Regions from separate parts of the Mus musculus genome. Here all the other regions are linked to region 1. The links are chromatin loops, found by intact Hi-C in ENCODE. Cell type or tissue: heart. All regions are shown on one strand. Links, peaks and the distances in the headings refer to the core of each region. The heading gives the core; the rest is flanking DNA. Region 1 has its middle 28 kb from the start of Gm34848. Region 2 has its middle 79 kb from the start of Gm34848. Region 3 has its middle 7.9 kb from the start of Gm34754.

Evidence for each region. Peaks named below come from ENCODE experiments on the same cell type or tissue, not always from the same donor. Only the 100,000 strongest peaks of a DNase experiment are listed, where the experiment ranks them.
Region 2: a loop joins it to region 1, with 2.3 times the contacts of the local background. A loop is called at or near these places in 13 of 42 quality-filtered maps.
Region 3: a loop joins it to region 1, with 2.0 times the contacts of the local background. A loop is called at or near these places in 2 of 42 quality-filtered maps.

Annotation. Positions count from the first base shown.
Region 1 is chr14:27,234,563-27,240,871 of GRCm38, forward strand. It overlaps a transcript of Arhgef3 not described here. Among named protein-coding and RNA genes, the nearest start is that of Gm34848, 28 kb to the right of the region's middle. In heart, for the core only: a CTCF peak has its summit at 3,409; a DNase peak (open chromatin) is centred at 3,429; H3K4me3 peaks cover 1,103 bases; H3K27ac peaks cover 2,525 bases.
Region 2 is chr14:27,184,183-27,190,491 of GRCm38, forward strand. It overlaps a transcript of Arhgef3 not described here. Among named protein-coding and RNA genes, the nearest start is that of Gm34848, 79 kb to the right of the region's middle. In heart, for the core only: a CTCF peak has its summit at 3,027 (motif pointing right); DNase peaks (open chromatin) are centred at 1,889, 2,609 and 3,039.
Region 3 is chr14:27,287,552-27,293,860 of GRCm38, forward strand. It overlaps a transcript of Arhgef3 not described here. Among named protein-coding and RNA genes, the nearest start is that of Gm34754, 7.9 kb to the left of the region's middle. In heart, for the core only: a CTCF peak has its summit at 3,945; no DNase peak of the experiment used is centred there; H3K27ac peaks cover 421 bases.

The DNA of each region.
Region 1 (6,309 bases), core at 955-5,954:
CTGGGCCTCCACAGCTTCCTGGTTTTATTTTCTAAATTTCTCTCTAATCTGTTAGGATTTATCTTGAACCACTGTAAAGTGGGGCTTTGAAAGGAGGATGTCTTTCCCCAGGAGGCAGTGAAAGGTTCTGTTGTCGACATTCCTTGTCTTTCCAGTGTTTTTGGTTCAAGGAGTCAGATTTCTGAATATTAAAGAAGTAGTTTTCTAGATGGCTCTTGGATGGTAAGGGGTAAAGGGGCAGGAAGTGTGTGTGTATGTGTGTATATATGTGTGTGGTGTGTGTGAGTGTATATATGTTTGAGTATGTGTGTGTGTGTGTGTGTGTGTATGTGTGTGCTGTAGGTGTTCTAAACCTGACTGATCTGTACCACCTAGGCCCTGTGCTAATGGAAAGCTCACATTACCTTTCTGAGTTTTAGATTCTTTTGTTGTTGTTGTTTAAAAAACTTCAGAGTAGAATATCATAATAAAATTAAGACCGTCTTAACAGAGTTGTGAGGATCATATAAACAAAGAAATACATGGTCAGGGCTCATGTTCACATATCAACAATCGGCAGTCACAGTGTAATGTCGCAGTAATCATGGTTCAGAATGCATTAACATCCTCCACAAGGACACTGTTACCATGAGCCAAGTGTCCAGCACTGGCGGTGGTGAGAATGGACAACGGTAAAGGAACATTCCAAGCTCGTCTTTCATGTTTGCATAGCGCCCAATGTTGTGGGCTGATGGAGTGGTACAGAAGTGCTCTCCAGCAAGACGCTGAAGATGCATCATGGCGTGGGAAGATGCCCTCCCTGGTTGTCAAGGAAAAGGCCTGTGCTCTTGCAGTTCACCAATGTCGTTGTCCTGTTTTTAGAAAAGAAAGGGGCGGAGGCAAAGACCTTGATACACCCAGAAGCTCAGGGGTGTCTCAGTACCAGGAAAATTCCAGAAGTGTTGCCCTTTGAACGTTCCATACAGATGGCCCTTGGGATCTCTCTTTCTCTCTCTTGAATAAAAGATCTGGAATTTTAGGCTTTAAAAAAGTAACCTAGAATATCTGATCAGCTTGAGCTGGCAGCCTCTTGGGTTCCCCAGAGCAGAAACTGAGTGGAGAAACCTCTTCAGCAGGCGGAGCCCACTGGCCTTTGTCTTCGGTATTCTCCCCTCCCCTATCCCAAAGGCACTAGTGTTGAGTCCAAGTCTCCCTCTGACTTTAACCCCACTACCTCTGCCAAAGGGGGTTGTGGCAGAGCCCTTGGAAAGATGAATTTTGCTTTTTTACCTTCTGCTTGGCTGTGTTGCAATGATATACTACTTGTAAAAATTGAAAAACATACCAGAATCCCTGTAGCCCCCAGAGCAAAAACTCTAGTTTCTTTATGAACTCATGTGCTGCAGCTCAAAATGAATGTCACAGGGCAGTGGCTTCTCCTCGCCATTTTCCTCTCTGTCTTCACAGACCCTTTTGTTCCTGGAGTTCTTACTCCTGTCAGAGCGGTAACAGCTGCAGAGGAAATGGCTGTGCACTGGCCTTTCTGTGCCCCTGTCCCTGCCAGGGCATCTTTAGGCTTCCTTCTCTCCCTACTTCCTTCCTTTTCGACCGCTACCTGCTTTAGGGCGTAGTCAGGTTCACCTGTTCCTAGAAATGCTGTAGCCGCTGCTTTTGGTCCCCTTCCTCTTCTCCACTCTCAGTAGCTGGAAAATTGATTGAGTCAGCCTAGGTTAGTTGCTGTGAGTGGTTCATCCCTCCACAGAAATGAGCCAAACCAGAGTGTGCTCTGTCAGCTCACATTTCCCTGGGATGTCCACCAGGGTAAGGCTGGTCTTGGTGATTGGAGCTTTTGGAAGTGGCTTTGTCCCAGGCTTAAAGAATGTCCCAGGGGTTCTCAGAGGGTTAACATTCATTCTTTGGCTGGGCTGCCACATGCAAAGGTTGTTGAGGGGCCTGTGCAAATGTGGGGTTCTTTCTGAGTGGATTTTGAGCAAAAATCCTTCTTGTGAGGTGTTAGGCTTGGGGAAGAAGGACCCCAAGGACCCTGCGACACCACCATTTGGTGTGACCTGGGTGCCGGCCCCGAGGTGACTCATTCTTGTCTTTCAGACAGGAGTGCTTTAGAGTGATATCACTCCCTTCTTTCTTCAAACAAGTGCAACCGCTCATCCTCTGAAGTAAGAAGAACCTGTCAGAGTTGCCTCTGGGCACAGCCAAGTTAAGCACTTTGGGGTCCCACACTTCCTTGCTATGGCCTGATTTTTCTGGTTTTTCTTTTTCTTTTTTGTCCTGCACACCCTTCCTAGATGCCTGGGTTCCTGTCTCTGAGAGCTCTTCGAAAACTTTGTCCAAGTGAAAATTATTTTGGGAGGCTCAGTTAATGTGTGTGTCTGTCTGTCTGTCTGTCTGTCTGTTGAATATACATTTTCCTGGCAGTATGGATGGTGCTAGCCTTTCTCATAGTCCCTGAAGTTAGATGAGTGTCTTGTCCAAATGAACCAGCTCTCTATGCTGGTCCTCTGACCTTGCTCTCTATGCTGGTCCTCTGACCTTATGCTAGGGTGAGAAAGATGAGCACTTGTTGAAACCTGTGCATTTGAGAGACAGTAAAGCTTGTTTTACATCTTTGAAGCTAAATATTATATTTACAAGATCTTTATGAATAAATTCTGCCCTGTTGGGGACTTTAAAAAAAAAAACTTGAAAACTTCACAGGAGCTAGGTCTCCTTGGGCTTGAGACCAATAGCCCTGTATAGAGAGTGACGGAGACGGTTTACTGTGGTCTTCCAGAACACTGTAGGTCGCAGTGATACTGTCTACATTACCTAAGGGAGTATAGATCTTGTAAAAAGCAGGGAACTGGGTGTGCATCCCACTGAGACCGCCAGTTCATGAAATGAGAAATGCTAGCGCCGAGTTAACCATAAGAAGAGCAGGAAGAAAAACCAAAAGGAAGGTTTCCATCAGTAGCTATTTTTAAAAGGCATTGGAGGGAAGATGCCAGATTCACTCAAGTAAAAAGAAAGCAGCGGATGGGTGTGTGGTTACTCTTAAATTGTAGTTTTGTATGTGCTCTGTGTCTCAGGCAGGACTTAAAGTTCAAAGGAGACCTTTGATTTCTTTGTACCCAAAGCTGGCCTTCCCGTATCCCTCCTAGTGACACTTCCTCATCTCTCTATTTCACTCAAGTGTTTAAATACATAGAGTTCCACATGGGAGGCAGAACAGCCTAAGGGCTGCTGGGACATCTCACATGTCTCGAGGTAGGGACCCAGTAAGCACAACTTGCTTCTAAATGACTGGAGATGGGTCTGTTTTTGAATGCCAAAGCCAAGAGTGCTCCGAAAGAGCAGCTATAACCGGCAAGGAAACTACCAGGCAGAGGGAGCCCTGGGCTGGAGTGCTTAGCTTCTGACACTTGTAACAGATGGCCCCTGTCACTTCCTGTCATGCAACTTAAGTGGCGGGGAGGAGTTCCCTCAGGGAAACCATGCTCACACAGCTCCGAGCCTCCTGTCCACCAGGCTCTGCTGCACTTAGCAGCCAGGGAATTGGGGTGGATGAGGTCGGAGCGCCCCATGGTGTGGTGCTGTTTTTTTCTCCGTGCACAGGTAAGTTCCTTGTTCCGGAGCAGGGGATGGGCGCTCTCAGCTCTCACCCAAGCCTCCATTGGGAGTCAGAATCTGAGGTGTGGGAGGATGTGGAGGTCTTGGCATTACCCGAGGTGATAGGCAGTGAGCTGCTATTAAAAAGCAACAAACAAACAACAACAAAAACCCTGGATGATGGAGCCGGGTTCCTGTCTCTCTTTAGACTTGAATTAAAAAGTTGTGTGCGGTAATTAGGACAGCAGCCTGGTGTGTGTGTGTGTGTGTGTGTGTGTGTGTGCACATGTGCCTGTGCACACACACTAGGTAGCATTGCATCACTGCCATCACCTCCCAAGCAGCTATGATTGGAGGAAAGTCAGTGGAGAGCTGGTCACCCTCTGTTCTATGATGCTAACATTTTGATTTTTACAAGAGACCCACATCAACTAATGGGAAGATGGGGAGAGAAAGATGCACCTACTCTCTCTCTCTTCTGGTAGTTATATCTCTAGGTGGGCTCCCTTGGTCATCTTCTCCTCTCTGGATTGGAGAATGGCTAAACTCAGTTTGGAAGCTCATTAGGTTTGGAGCCACTCTTGTAGGATTCCCTAAGGTAACTCTGGTGTTTCAATGGTGCTCATCACTGGACAGATGAAGCCGGACCGGCGCACTCCAGGTTCTCCCTCAGTATGCTGGAACGCAGCTCAGGTTGTTTGGGAGTGAGCTGCAGGAAACAATTTGTTTCTCGGTTGAAGGATGGTTAAGAGTCCCGAAGCTTCCTCTCCCATGCCGTTTGATGATTTGTTTGGGGTATGTGTAGACATTTTAGAGGAGCCAAAACTTCCTTTAAAGGAAAACCCCTCATTTGTTCCAGCCTCACCGCTCACCAGAATGACTGATAATTGCAATCCTGGTAGATAGAAGCTAGCATTCTGTGTTCTGTCTGGACAGTGTGTACATGTGTGTATGTTTGTGTGTATCTGTGCTTGCATGTGTGTTTACATGCGCATTTGCATATATGTATGTGTGTGTCTCTGTGTATATATATATATATATATGTGTGTGTGTGTGTGTGTGTCTGTGTCTCTGTGAGTATGCATGTATGTGTATATATGTGTGTGTATATATATGTATATCTGTTTTTGTGTATGTGCGTGTGTGTCACTATGTGTGTGCGTGTATGTGTCTCTGCATGTGTATATGTATGTGTGTGTGTGTGTGTGTGTGGTCAACATCAGGTGTCTTCCTTAATCACTAACTTCTTTTTCAAAGTTTGTATTCATTATTACTGTGTGTGTGTAAGCAGCATGCATGAAGGCATGCTTGCACAGCTCACATGTGGAGGTAGAACGACAACTCTATGGAGCTGATGCTATTTCTTTGTTGACTCTGGGGATCAAAGTCAGGTCACCAGGCTTGCCTTTCATTTTATCCTGAGCCATCTCACGAACCCCCACCAACCATATCTCTTTTGAGACATGGTCACTCACTGACCTGGAGCTGGCCAGTTTGAGTACAGTGATTGGCCAGCAAACCCCAAAGATTCTCCAGTCCCTGCGACTCATCTCTGTGACTACACCAGGATTTATGAGGGTTGATGGGGATTCAAACTCAGGCCCATATCTCAAACAGCCTTACTGCCTGAGTCATCTTCCTGTGATTTTGACTGCTCTAAGGATTTGGCAAGTTGAGTCAAACAGGGTTTCTCTTCTTGTTACTGACTTGTTTCAGACAACATCCTCAGGGTTGATCAATGATCTAACCTGTGTCAGAATTTTCTCCCTGGAGGCTGAGTAGTGTTCTGTTTGTGTATGTGTACATTTTGTGCACCCGCTCATCCCTCACTGAGCCCTGGCTCACTTTCAGGCTTTAGCATTGTGAATGGTGCTATCACAAATGTGAATGTACAAATAGACCTTTGAAACCCTCCTTTCACTTTCTCAGGGTCTGTACCCCAAAGTAGAATTGCTGGATTGTAATTACGTCGTAGTCCCATGGCATCTGTGATTTTCTCCATCTTGCCTGAAGCACACGAGGATCCCAGGCTCTCAACATCCTTGACAACACTTACTATTTTCTGTTTTTATTTTTGTTATGTGTTTCGTTTTGTGTTCATCTAATGCTGGTGACATGGATGTTTTCATATTTATTGTTGATCATTTGTGCATCTGCAGAGAAACAGCTCAAGATTGGTGCCTATTTTTGAATCAGGGTGTTTGATCTTTGTTGTTGAATTTAGGAATTCTTTCTGTATTTGGATATTTATCCCTTATTATATATATATGATGTATTGATATTTTCTCCCCCATTGTAGTTTCCTTTTAACTCTACTGATATTATATAAACATGTATTTTTAATCCTGTCATGTGACTTGGGTAATTTCATTCTCCTCCAGCTCACGACACCAGCTACTTGCTTGCTTAATGAAGAATAATTTTTGAGCCTTTGGGGTGCGGGAATTGACATTTAAAGGTGTTACATATAAACGACATTAACACAATGATATTAACGTAGAACAAACAATAGCACTTACGTTACTAGCTTATGAAGCTGCTATAGCCCTGGAAGGATTAGCTACTGTTTTACCATTTTGCAGATGGTAACACTGAGGCTTAGAAAAGTTGATTTTCCTAAAGTCTGCTTGCTGACAAGAAAAATCAAGTTTCATATGAAGGCAGAGTGGATGCAGAAATGACATCTTTAGCCACTAGGCAGCAGGTGGTAGCTAATACTGGGGC
Region 2 (6,309 bases), core at 641-5,640, 51 kb before region 1:
AGAATCGAGACATCTGATAAGGGGAAAGTGAGGCTTCCTCGTGAGGGAAAGCGGTGAGGTGGCTGCTGGAGCTCGTTGCCCTTCCTGGAACAATCAGAGAAACACTTGTTTTTCTACAACTAGACTCTTAAAAACAAAGCTTTTAAGATGGTTGATAGCCATCAATTTCAATAGATGGATTTCAGTGTCAATAGATAGATGTCAATTTTCAACAGGTAGGCATCAGTCTTGATACACAAGTGACAGTTTCAATGGATGTTTACTGTAAGTAACTCTTTTGGTTAACTCTCTTCGGGTCAGGGTCCATCATAGAACCACGCACATACCAGAACCGGTGAGTTCCTCTTTTCCTGACAGAATCCTGGTTATATTGCCTGCTTACCACGCCTTTCCTTGTCATTGGTTGGCATGGAATTACAGCCTCATTATCTGAGTGCCACAGTCTTTACCCTACCCCGTGAGGCCGAATCTGTTTGGTAGGACACGGCTGCTGAATGTGGCTGGGGCAGATGGGGGTACTTGACTCTATAATCATGGTGTGGTATTGGCACAGAAGCTGCTGTAAAGACCCTGGTTATAGGTGTTCAAGTTCACATGACCCAACCTTCTCTCCAGCATGTCCCACTCGCTGCCACAGGATGTTTGCACATGCCGTATCAGGCTGGGGTGCCTCTCTCCATGCCTGAAGTACTTTACATTTCAATCGTGTCATGTGAAGATTCATTTTATTTGGTCTGTTGACCAAATATATACATTTAACCCAGGTAAAAAATTTGTTTAACTCAGCAAAAAGTAACAGGGTGAGGATGAGAATCTTATTTTAAGGATGACCAAGGAATGAACACAGATACACAGACACGCACAGACATATATATACACACACACACACACATACACAAATTTATGTATGTTTGTATCATATATAAAAATATACATACATATATAATACCAGAAGATACTACAGAAAAGGGAAGACTATATTAAATACAAACTTGGATATAAACCATGCTAGTTCATTTAGGACAGTAAAACTGACCTTTGAGGCTAGGCCTGAAAAATTATTTTGCTGTGTGTCTATGCTTTGTAAGTTGATAGCCTAACTGTGCAGAGTCTGGGAACAAACCAAAAGCAAACAATGAATCAAGTAAAGTTAATCTTAGTGTTGTTTCCTGTTGCTATGATATAACACTGACAACCACACCTTAAAGGAAGGGAGGGAGGGAGGGTTTATTTGGCTCCCAGTTCTAAGTTCTGGCCATTATTGTAGGGATGTTAAGGTGGTAGATACTTGGAGCACACTGGTCATGTTCCATCCGCAGTCAAACAGAGGGCAGTGAATTACTGCATACATGCCTATGCTCAGCTTGAATTCCCCACCTAGGGAATAGTGCCACCCACAGTGGGCAGGTCTTCCCATCTCATTTAAGACGATCAAGATAATCTCCCACAGGGAGGCTAGCCTCATCTAAGTCTCTCACTGAGACCTTCTTCCCAGGTGATTCTAGAAGTTGACATGCTAACTGCGGTTCCCTTCCCTGTAAGCTGGTTCATGCTATAGATGACTAAAGTTCTGTTTTAGTTTCTAGCTTTGGGTAGTTTTCTAAGAGGCTTTATATCCTGAGTGCCCAGTACAGTGCCTGGCACAACCTGGGGGCTGGTGACTGTTTCCTGTGGGAATGGAGAAAAGGCTGAGCCCCTAAGTATTAATGGCTAGGGTGTAATTCCAGGAAAAACTTTCTATGAGGAAGTGCAGACCCAGCCATCACATCTGCGGATTTGGGGTCAGGACTGGCTGTGTGCAGAAGGGCAGCTATCACCGTGTGGAAATCCAGCAATCAGAATGGGGTTATCAAGCAGGAAGTGGGGCTTAAGAGCGAGGGGGAGCTCCGTGATTAGGGCAGAGAGCAGGGAAGGAAAGGAACTGTTGTTTCTGGCACTGCCTACATGTTGCTCTGTCATGTGAGCTGGGCTCCAGGGCCATCTTGCCCTTGATAGCCCTCTTTACAGCCTCCGCCCTCTGCCCTGAGCATCCCAGAGCAGAGCTGTGGAGTCAGCAAGATGTACTTGGGATTCACTGAGCTGAGGGACCCTTAGTAAGGGACAGGCCCTCTCTCAGCCCTGATTTCCTTATCTATAAAAACACCAAAGTCCGTGGCTCTGTTGTATTTGGAGATTTGAAGTGCACATCAGCAGTGGGCAGTCTTTGTACCCTGTACTGTGACTCTCCAACAATAACCCAAGACACCGTTTATACGCAGCAGCAGTCTTCAGCTCTGGTTCTTTAGCTGCCTGAAGACTGTGCCCAAGTTCACTCAAATACTGGAAGACTCCAGAACAGGCCAGCCAGGATCTACTGAGTCTGACCCTACATTGTCTTGTCCTCTCTGCCATTAGCCACTGTTCCTGGCCCAGACCTGCTGGGGTTTTCTGGAAGGAAATAGCAGATTGTATTTAGGGTATGGTTTGTAAAGTTTAGAGTTTAGTAGCCATGAGGACAGTCTCTTAAGATGGTGTTGGGACACTCTGGGCCTTTGGACACTTAGAGAACTCAGGCAGCTTGCTGCATCCTTCGATACATCTGGTGCTTCAGCACTCACGGGGGCATCTGTAGACGACATTCAAGTGCTCCAGAAAACAAGAGCAGCAGCAGCAAGAAAACTCCCTAAGTAAGGAAAGTCCAAATATAACCTTTTCCTATCAGTTCTGTTGAGAAATGAAATCTTTTAATTTTCAGTTCCTGTTTTATTTTGTTTACTTAAACATTTAGAACACGTTTTGTGTGTGTGTGTGTGTGTGTGTGTGTGTGTGTGTGTCTGTATCAGAGGACAGCTTTTGAGAGTCACGTCTTTCTTTGTACCTTATGTGTCTTAGGGATCTGACTCAGGTTGTCAGGGTCAGGTGTCTTTACTCACTTGTCTTGCCAGATCTCAATTCCAGTTTTTGAAAGGGCTTAGTCTGGATATACTGTTTAGACTGGCTGCTGAGCCCTTATAGAGGGGCGAGGCTCCTCCCTGCATTTCTGATGACGGCCACCAGAGGGGACTGTGCACCCACACTCTGTGCGACTTCTTAGCTTTGTCCTTGTAGAGGTAGGAGCCCTGTTCTCTCCAACCCTTAGCCCTAGAAAAGATTCACTTCTAGCTATTTCCAGTGGAACTTTGTGTTCTCCAGGAGGGGCCTCACCCCATTAAAGCTACAGTGACTGTGTTAGTATCATAACACCCAGGTCTGCCCAGCCAAGTCTTGAAGGGAGTGAATTCTCCAACATTCCTTCTTAGAGCACAAGAATCAGACAGGAGTGTGTGTGTGTGTGTGTGTGTGTGTGTGTTGTAGTAGTAGTAGTAGTAGTAGTAGTAGTACTCACAGAAGTTGCCTAGAGTCACAACATCAATTACCTGGGGTACATCCTAATCAAATCCATCCTCCAAAAACTCCCATGGGGACCTGCATCTCATCTCCCTCCCAATTCATGCCCTCCTTTTAAATTTATTTATTTGTTTGTTTATTTATTTAACCCACTGAGTCTGATTAACACTACCTATAAGCACATGAGTACTGGGGTGTGGGAAATCTATCAGTGGCCAGGCTTCTAAAGAAAAGTGGCTCTCCCTCCTCTAGCAATCATGAACTGCCAATGTGCCTCAGCTGGGGCAGAGCCCTGGGAGAACCCCCTATACATGACCCTGTCCTCCATGATGGAATTTTGGATGGACTTTATCTTGTGCAGGGTACCATAGCTGCTGCAGAGTTGTGTGAGCAGAAGCTACACCATGACCAGGGGACAGCAGTTCATGGCTCTCCTCCCTGTCCTTTGACTCTTATGTCCTTTCTGCTCCCTCTTCAGCCCCTTAAGCTTCCAGGACAGGCTCTGATAGAGGTGCTCTCATCTACGGTTGACCGCTCACAGCCGTTTTTCACACTTTCAGCAGAAATGCATCTCTGCAGAAACCACCGCCCACTGCAACAAGAACCTTCCCTGACCAAGGCTGGGTGGACACAGCACCAGACTATGGATCTGAACACAGATGTTTAGAAGGGAGTTTGACAACAGGGTCATTTAGAAAAACAGCATCAGTAGGTACTTAGAGTCTCTTAAACATCACCTGCTTTCTCCGAGGATTTCATGTCTGTCTTTACTTGGCATTTTTCAGGTTATGATTTCTGTAACTGTTGCATTTCCCTTTCATTTTCTTTCATGGCCCTCAGCTGCAGCTCAGTTGGTGGGTGCTTGCTTGCATGCCCACAGCCCTGCCTCTAGCTCTGGCCTTGCATAAAAAGTGGGGGTGTCTGTGCACACCTGCAACCTTAGCAGGAGGACCAAAAATTTAAGACGGTCCTTGGCTGCGTAGTGAGTTTGAGGTCAGCCCCGGCTACATGAGACCCTGCCTCTTAAGAAACAAAACAAATCACAAAGCCAAAACAACTAACTAGATAAATAGAAATAAAGGAAGTTAAGCCAGATGTACTGTTTCACATCTACAACGCTAGCACTCGGGAAAGCTATACAAAATTACCATGAGTTTTCAGCCAACCCCGAGCTACAGAGTAAGACCCTGTCCCAAAACAAATGAAACAAACTCCAGTGGGGGGAAAATAGGTTAATTAATGAAATGAAATTCAATCCAGGCTCACAGCAAGGAAAAAAAGAAATGTTGATGTCAGCTTCCAGCAGTTTGGGCTTATCTCCAGTTTTACAGAGTTGGTAACTTGTTAGACACTGTCAAAAGAATGACCCATGGGGAGCTATGCCTTGGGGAACTGTGACAGAGGCTCCAGAAAAAAGGACAGAGGGCCTTTTACCTCAAGTGCATTTTGTTCCCTGGATGGTTCTTGGATGTGACTCTATGCCTCCTGTGACAAACATTGACATTCAGTTTATAAGACATGTTTATTCTTGTTGGATGTCAGAGCGTAGCCACAGAACCCAAACTGGTCCATGTACCCCGAATCTGGATACAGCCTTCTGCTTGGCGTTTGTGCCCTCCCAGATATAATCTATTATGTGTGCCAGGCAATTGTGTTTAAATTGGACTCTCCTGAGAAAGTTCTGGGAAAGGGCTACTCTGTTAATATTTAGTATGTGCTTACTGGCATTTATTTACGTGTTTTTCTGAACTCAAACAACCTTCCTTAGATCATTGCTTTCATAGTGACAGTTGTCTATGAATGTACATTGAAATGGAAATCGGACTGTCTGCAGAACTAGACTGCAGTCTGCCCCATTCTTTCAGGTCTTCAGATCCTAGGTCCAGCAGACAAGATCTACACAGGTCGACTGAAAAGTTGACAGAAACTGAGGCTGGGGAAGTGTTGAGGCAGCTCCTTGGGTACTGGCCTGAGTGGGGCTCTGGGGTGGATTGAGGGAGAGGTAGCAGGGAAGAGAGGGGTCCCTGTGTGGGGAGCTGCAGCCCTCTCAGCCAGGAGCTTGGGACTGGAGGATACAGGCTTTTTAAAATGATTGAAAGTGACTAGCTTTAGGGTCCTGGGAGGTCTCTGAGGATGAAGGCAATGCAGACAGAGCCTGACTGGCTTTGCCTAGTCTTCACCTGCATGTCCTGACCTGTTTCTAGAGCCTGTAAGATGCTGGAGACACAAACGCACATGCGTGCGGAGGTGCAGGTCCCCGTCTATCTGTCTTTCTTCTGAGCAGTTTCTGCTCCACCCCCCAACCCCCTTACACTCAACTGCTACGCTTCTGTCTGTTAATAAGTCGACTCCAGCAGTGCCTGGGCCTCTGAGGCTGTAACTTTGAGGTACTTGATAGTTGCCTTGAGCAGCCTTGAGGAAACAGTGACTTTCAGAGGCTTGTCTCTATCCTGTTCCCTGAACATAAAACTTCCCAGGGAGCCTAGCTAGCTCAGCTGCCTGCTGGTGCCCTCTCCAGCCCAAAGTCTCCATTAACACCTGAGTGTGCATGGCTTGCTCACACCAGGCAGCCATTGAGAGATGCCAGGCAAATAAATGTGTGTGAGGTGACTGTGAGTACAGTGTTGGAGTCCCCAGACTGCCCTTAGAGCGGATGGTCACCTGGGTCCCATGCTTTGTGTTCCTCTTGGAACCCAGCTTTCTCTTCTGTCTTCACCAAGTAGCTGGCTCTGAGTTCTGCAACCCACTCACATGCTTAGCCAAGGTGACAGGGACCCAGCAAAGGGCAGCAGATGCAAGGATAGCACCCGCCAGCCAGTTGCAGATGGCCTGTGCTGTCCAGGCTGCCCCACAGCTACACCAGTACCAAGCTTCCTCAAACTTATGTATAAGCTGGGTGTGGTAGTGCTTGCCTGAGGAACTGGGGAAATGACCAGAAGATCA
Region 3 (6,309 bases), core at 868-5,867, 53 kb after region 1:
GTTCAGTTCCCAGCTGAACCCACATGGCAGCTCACGATCATCTGTAACTCCAGCTCCAGGGGATCTGACCCATTCTTTTAGGCACTGGGCATGTGAATGGTACACATATATACACACAGGCAGAACACTCATATACATAAAGTAAAACATAATTCTTAAAAACAAAACAACTTCATAGATAAATAGTGGACACTGTAACATTAGTGTGTAAAAGAAAAAAAAAATCTCCAGTGACTTGTGACAACCTCATCTCTTGGGATGGGCTTTGGCTAATTTAGTTTTCTTCCTTTTGCGTCTCTGTAACTCCTGATTTTTCTACCAAAATTATATAATGCTTATAAAGTTTGTTTTTTAATAATAATAGTAATAATAATAATAACATGAAGAGCCAGGTGGTGGTGGCGCACGCCTTTAATCCCAGCACTTAGGAGGCAGAGGCAGGAGGCTCTCTGAGTTCAAGGCCAGCCTGGTCTACAGAGTGAGTTCCAGGACAGCCAGGGCCACACAGAGAAACCCTATCTTGGGGGGAATAAAAGGAAAGAGAAGAGAGGACTAAACGTTAGTGGTTCTCAACTTTCCTAATGCTGTGACCCTTTAATGCAGTTCCTCATGTTCTGGTGATCCCTAACCATAAAATTATTTTGTCTATACCACATAACTGTAATTTTGCTACTGCTATGAATTGTAGTATACATATCTGATATACAGGATATCTTATATTTGACCCCTAGGTTGAAAACCACTGGGCTAACTAACACAAGGGAACCCTAGTAGGAGGGGCTAGAGACTGTTCAGGAGAGGACAGAAAGACAGAGCAGAGTGACTGTCAGGGCAGAATCTGAGATCCTGGGGTAGGACTGTGGTGAGAGGACTAAGCAGAGCTGAGAGTAGTAGGAGGAGATGGAGCACCTGCAGGCAGAGAGAAGGCAGGGACCTGGAGGACCCATAAGCACCTTGGCTGGCACGTGGTCCTTAGGTGGAATCGGAGGGAACATCCCCACCAGAAGGTGTAGAGAAGAGAAGAGATGATACAAAATGAGTTTCACCCCACCCAAGTTCTCAAAAGCAGCAGCATCGTAAACAAGTTCCTTGGCCTCTTTGTGCCTCAGTTTCCCTGATTTTAAATTGAAACTTGCCTTAAGTTCCAAATAAAAAAAACTTTATCTTTTCTTAATTGGTGAGCAACCCTTTCACTAAATAGGGATTACCAATATTGTTCCAAATTCCAGGAGTTAGAGTTCCTTTTCTCTGTGTGTGGTGGTTGATGGCTTGGGAAACCATCAATTAGAAGCCAGAATCAAGCATGGGGGCATATGCCTGTAGTCTAGCATTCAGACTGAGGCAGGAGGATTGGACATTTGAGGGCATCCTGGGCTACAGAGTGAGATCCTACATCCACAAGACAAAACAAAAGACAGAGAAGGGTTAAAGGCATTTCTGATTGTATGGCAGTGCCTTAGGGATGGGGAAGGAAGGTGGATTCAAACCCAGGAAATGGACAAAGTGTGTTCACTTGGACATTGAGCCAGAATAGCTAAGATGAACAACCCTGAGACAGGCTTGTCTAAAGACCCTTCCGTGACCCAGCAGAGTGAAAGGCCACTTTTCAGGGAGCGTCAAGGAAGATGAATGCAGAGGTAGTATTTTTAGAATACATTGTCTTCCAAATTCTAGAAACAGTTAACCTAGATTTAAAAGAAAAAAATGTTTTCAGAGACATTCTTCCAGCTCTGCGCTGCTGGAGGGTTTCAATCTAAAAATAGAAAGAGTGTTTTCTTTGTCTGATAATTAAATTTCTTGTTGTTTCACCCAGAGGTGAAGAAGGACCGTCTATTTTGGGCCACTAGAATTGACATGGCGTCATCTCTGAGGTGCTTGCAAGGGCATTGTGGGAGGCATGTGTGATTCTAGATTCTAGACTAAGAGCTGAGACTAAGGTACAAAAACAATACCCCTGCCCCCCGCCGTGCACGTGTGTGTGTGTGTGTGTGTGTGTGTGTGTGTGCTATATGTATGTGTTCAGTTTTGCATGTGTGTGTCCACATGCCCAGGCCAGAGGTGAATGTTGAATGTTATCTTCAGTTGTTCTCCTTTGCCTAATTGTTTGAGACAGGTTCTCTCATTAAACCTGGAGGTCACCAATTGTATGGGCTGGCTGGCCACCAAGCTCCAGAGACCCTCTTGTCTCTATTCCTACTCCATCCCCACAGTGGGAGCATTATAAGTACCCACTGCCTATCCAGATTTTACATGGGTGAGGGGAATCTGAACCCAGGTTCTCGTGGCTTGCTTAGCGGATGCTTTGCCAACTGAACCATTTCTCTGACACCCATATTGAGCTTTTACTGTGGAGAAGCACTCACTGTCCCCATTTTACAGATGAAAAGGGCAAGACCATCAGACGTGTGGACAGTTGATCCAATTGTTGACTCTACAATCCACAGATGATCACTGAGTCAGATTAGGTACAAATTTGCTATAGAAAACTTCATGGAACATGCAATAATTTTAGTTTAAATAAGCCAATATTGTCACCAGTTCATATAGACTAATGAAGAATTATGTAAGTTCCTGCCTTCTTCCTTCTCCCCAATCTGATTCTGTAGGTTCAGGGCACTGAGGTGTTATTTTTATCTACAGGAACATGAAGAATAAAGTTGCTTCATAAAAGGTTGGCTTTCATATCAGCCGGAGGCGAAGGACGCTTGATTCAGTGTAATTAAGATAAAAATAAAACCCTCCGAGTGGTTTTACTAAAGAAAGAACTGGAGGCCTGCTGATAATAATTAGTATTGAGTTCAGCTTTCAGAAAAGCCATAGGTACCTCAAGGGTGCTGGGAGGGCTGGATGGTAATTGCTCAGTTCTGGGCTCCTAGGTCGCCCATTCCAGGGCTGCCCTGAATGGCTTGCCTTAGAGGAAAAAAATCATACGCTACCTATGGTCAAGCTCTGCCGTGTTTTCATGGCAGAGAGAGGTGTTATTACTGTTATTATAGTTCCGGGCCCTTTGTGTATATCTTATCTTACCATTTAGTCTTTAAAAAGCTATCTTCAGAAGACATTCAAGTCACCGCACAGCTGGGGAAACTGAGGGCCCAAGGAATGAAATGAATTGCCCAAGACCAGAGCTCGCGTTAGCACAACTTAAAATGGATCCTCCAAACATTTCCCTTTTGTTTATTCTAGGAATCGTTGGGCCTACACAGCAGAGAGTAGTATAATAGAGTCGCACATGCGGGCCACCTGCCCTGATGAACTGTGTCATAGCTGACTGTTTTTCTCCACTCAGTTCCATAGCCACACACTTGATTGTTTTCTCTGTCTTAAAGGAAGTTCTAGATGCCCTATCGTTCATTCCACAAATAACCCCCAGGTACTCAAATGCGATACAGACACGTTTTTCTTGGAAGCTTCTTCCAAAGAAGGCCGTCACTTGCAGGTTTTTACCAGAGGGGTCCTCCCACCAGCAGGAGTCTGGGTTGCCCTTTGCGCATGCCTGTGGGTCCTATGGTGGTGTGTGTCACTGTGTGGGGCTCTCTGGTACCTCTCAAGGTCCTCCAAGGCAGGTTCTGTGCCATCCCTCCCTCGCAGTGTGCAGCCCTGTGATTATAAGTGGGGGACAAACGGACCCCAGGGACTTCGCAGCTTCTTAAACATTGAGAGTTTCTTGCTTTCAAGGACTAAGTAAAAGACAAGTAAGTCGGGGCTGGAGAGATGGCTTAGCAGTTAAGAGCACTGTCTGATGTTCCAAAGGTCCTGAGTTCAAATCCCAGCAACCACATGGTGGCTCACAACCATCTGTAATGAGATCTGATGCCCTCTTCTGGTGTGTCTGAAGACAGCTTCAGTGTGCTTATTTATAATAATAAATAAAATCTTTAAAAAAAAAAAAAAAAAAGACAAGTAAGTCTCTCGGGGACCAGGTCAGGAAGGCAAGGCTCCTTTCCAGCCTCAGGATGCTGCCTTTTTCCTGGAGAGCACAGGAGGTCACTGTGTGTTGCAAAAATAAGCTGACGGTATAAAATGAGGCTGGACTCAGGTAGCGGTTTGCACATTTGAGAGTTCGAATCAAGCCGCAGTTCTGGTAGGATCTGGCTGCTTCTGGGGCAAAAGAAACTGTCTTCATGGAGTAAATTCTGGGAAGCGAGGAAATTACTCTTCTCCCGAGTCAGATTCTCCTGATTCAGGCCAGTGGGGAGCTTCAGTAGGTTAGAGAACATGCCACCCCTGCCTAGCATGACCCCACAAGTTGTCCTCTGACCGCCACAGGTGAATTTTCTGTCTGTGGCATTGAACTTCTGGAGACAGTTAGCTCTATGGTAGAGTGTGTACCAAGCAGACACAAGGCCCTGGCAGTACTGAGTCTGAGATTCTGATCCTTAGCACCTTGGAAAGGAGTCTTCATGAGTGTGCAGGGGACTTGGGTGTACCACCAGAAAGCCCGGGTTATAGCCTGCTCCCCACCTGCTGCTCCATTTCTGGTTTACTGTATGACGTTCAGTGGGTCTGAGCCACAAGTTTGTTTACCTGTCCATTCAGTAACTTCTGAGTACCTATTACCTGCTGGGTATTAGGCATTAGTGAGGTGGTGCCCATGTAAGTAATGCATAAATCAATTTTGTGATACTTATCCGGTATTCTCCTTGTTGAAATGAAGGCTTTGGAGGGAGGGAACCTCAGGGAGCCACCTGCCATTGTGAGTGATTCTTGGCTTTTAGAGCTTTGACAGGGAAGAGAAGGGGCAAGGTACAAGGCCCTGAAACACTATGACGGTTCAAGCCAAGACTGGAGATTGCATGGGGAAGAGACTGAGAAGTTTGTACAGGAGCAAGCCTTACTGCACGCCTCCAGCAGATAACTCCCTGTCATATAGGAATCAGTTCAAAAGCAGCCGTAGCGTGTGCACTCGCACCTGTGTTCTAAGTGCACTGATACACAGATACAGACAGATACAGACAGATACAGACAGATACAGACAGATACAGACAGACAGACAGACAGACAGACAGACAGACACACACACACACACACACACACACACACACACACACACACGTCCATCGGGGCTGCACCCTGAATAAACAACGCAGCTTCTCCCATCATTTTCATCTGCTCGAATGATTAACCCTTTCAGCCCCACTTCCAGCATCTACACAGACCATATCTGGTGTTTTAATTCGATCCGTTTCCTCCACCCTGTTTTATTGACTTCCTTCCAATTGTTTCTATATTGTGCTGTTCATTAGAGGTATGGAGTTGAGGTGTTTTTTTTTTTTAAAGATTTATTTATTTTGTTTTGGGTTTTTGTTTTTTGTTTTGTTTTTTTTTTTTTTTTTTTTTGGTTTTTTCGAGACAGGGTTTCTCTGTATAGCCCTGGCTGTCCTGGAACTCACTCTGTAGACCAGGCTGGCCTCGAACTCAGAAATCTGCCTGCCTCTGCCTCCCGAGTGCTGGGATTAAAGGCGTGTGCCACCACGCCCGGCTAGATTTATTTATTTTATGTATATGAGTACACACTGTAGTTGTACAGATGGTTGTGAGCCTTCATGTGATTGTTGGGAATTGAACTTAGGACCTCTGCTTGCTCTGGCCAACCCCACTTGCTCCGGCCCAAAGATTTATTTATTATTATAAGTTCACTGTAGCTGTCTTCAAATGCACCAGAAGAGGGTATCAGATCTCATTATGGGTGGTTGTGAGCCACCATGTGGTTGCTGGGATTTGAACTCAGTACCTTTGAAAGAGCAGTCGGTGCTCTTACCCACTGAACCATCTCACCAGCCCCCTGGAGTTGAGTTTAAAAAAAAAAATAAAATAAAAATTAAATGAGAAACACAGACAAAGCTCCCAGGTTTGTAACCAAAAAGGAATGGTTAGGGACCCACGTGGGGGATCCCAGGGTTGTTGCCTAGATTATGTGTTGTCCTGGTAGCTGTTAAATATTATTACATATTGGATGGATTATGGTTCCTGGAAAGGCGGGGGTTCTCTCTTCGGTAGTGCAAGTGTCAGACCTGAGACCACTGGGGTTAACAGAGAGCCTCAGAGCCATGGAGAGAAAGCAATGGTGTTTTTATTCAGCTCCACAGTGGAGGTGTGGGGCAGCCACCACACAGAAAGCATCTTTCCAGGTACTGGGAAGCAGCTGATGATGCCCAAGATAGTCTTTGTCATGAGTTAACTTCAGTACTGTGTGATTCCTCTTGATGTCTTCACTGATACCACTGAGTCAATCAACAAACCTACTCTTGTAAGGAACTGCCCTTTGATGTTCCAGGCCATGAGGGGCCATGAAAAGGGACATGTTCT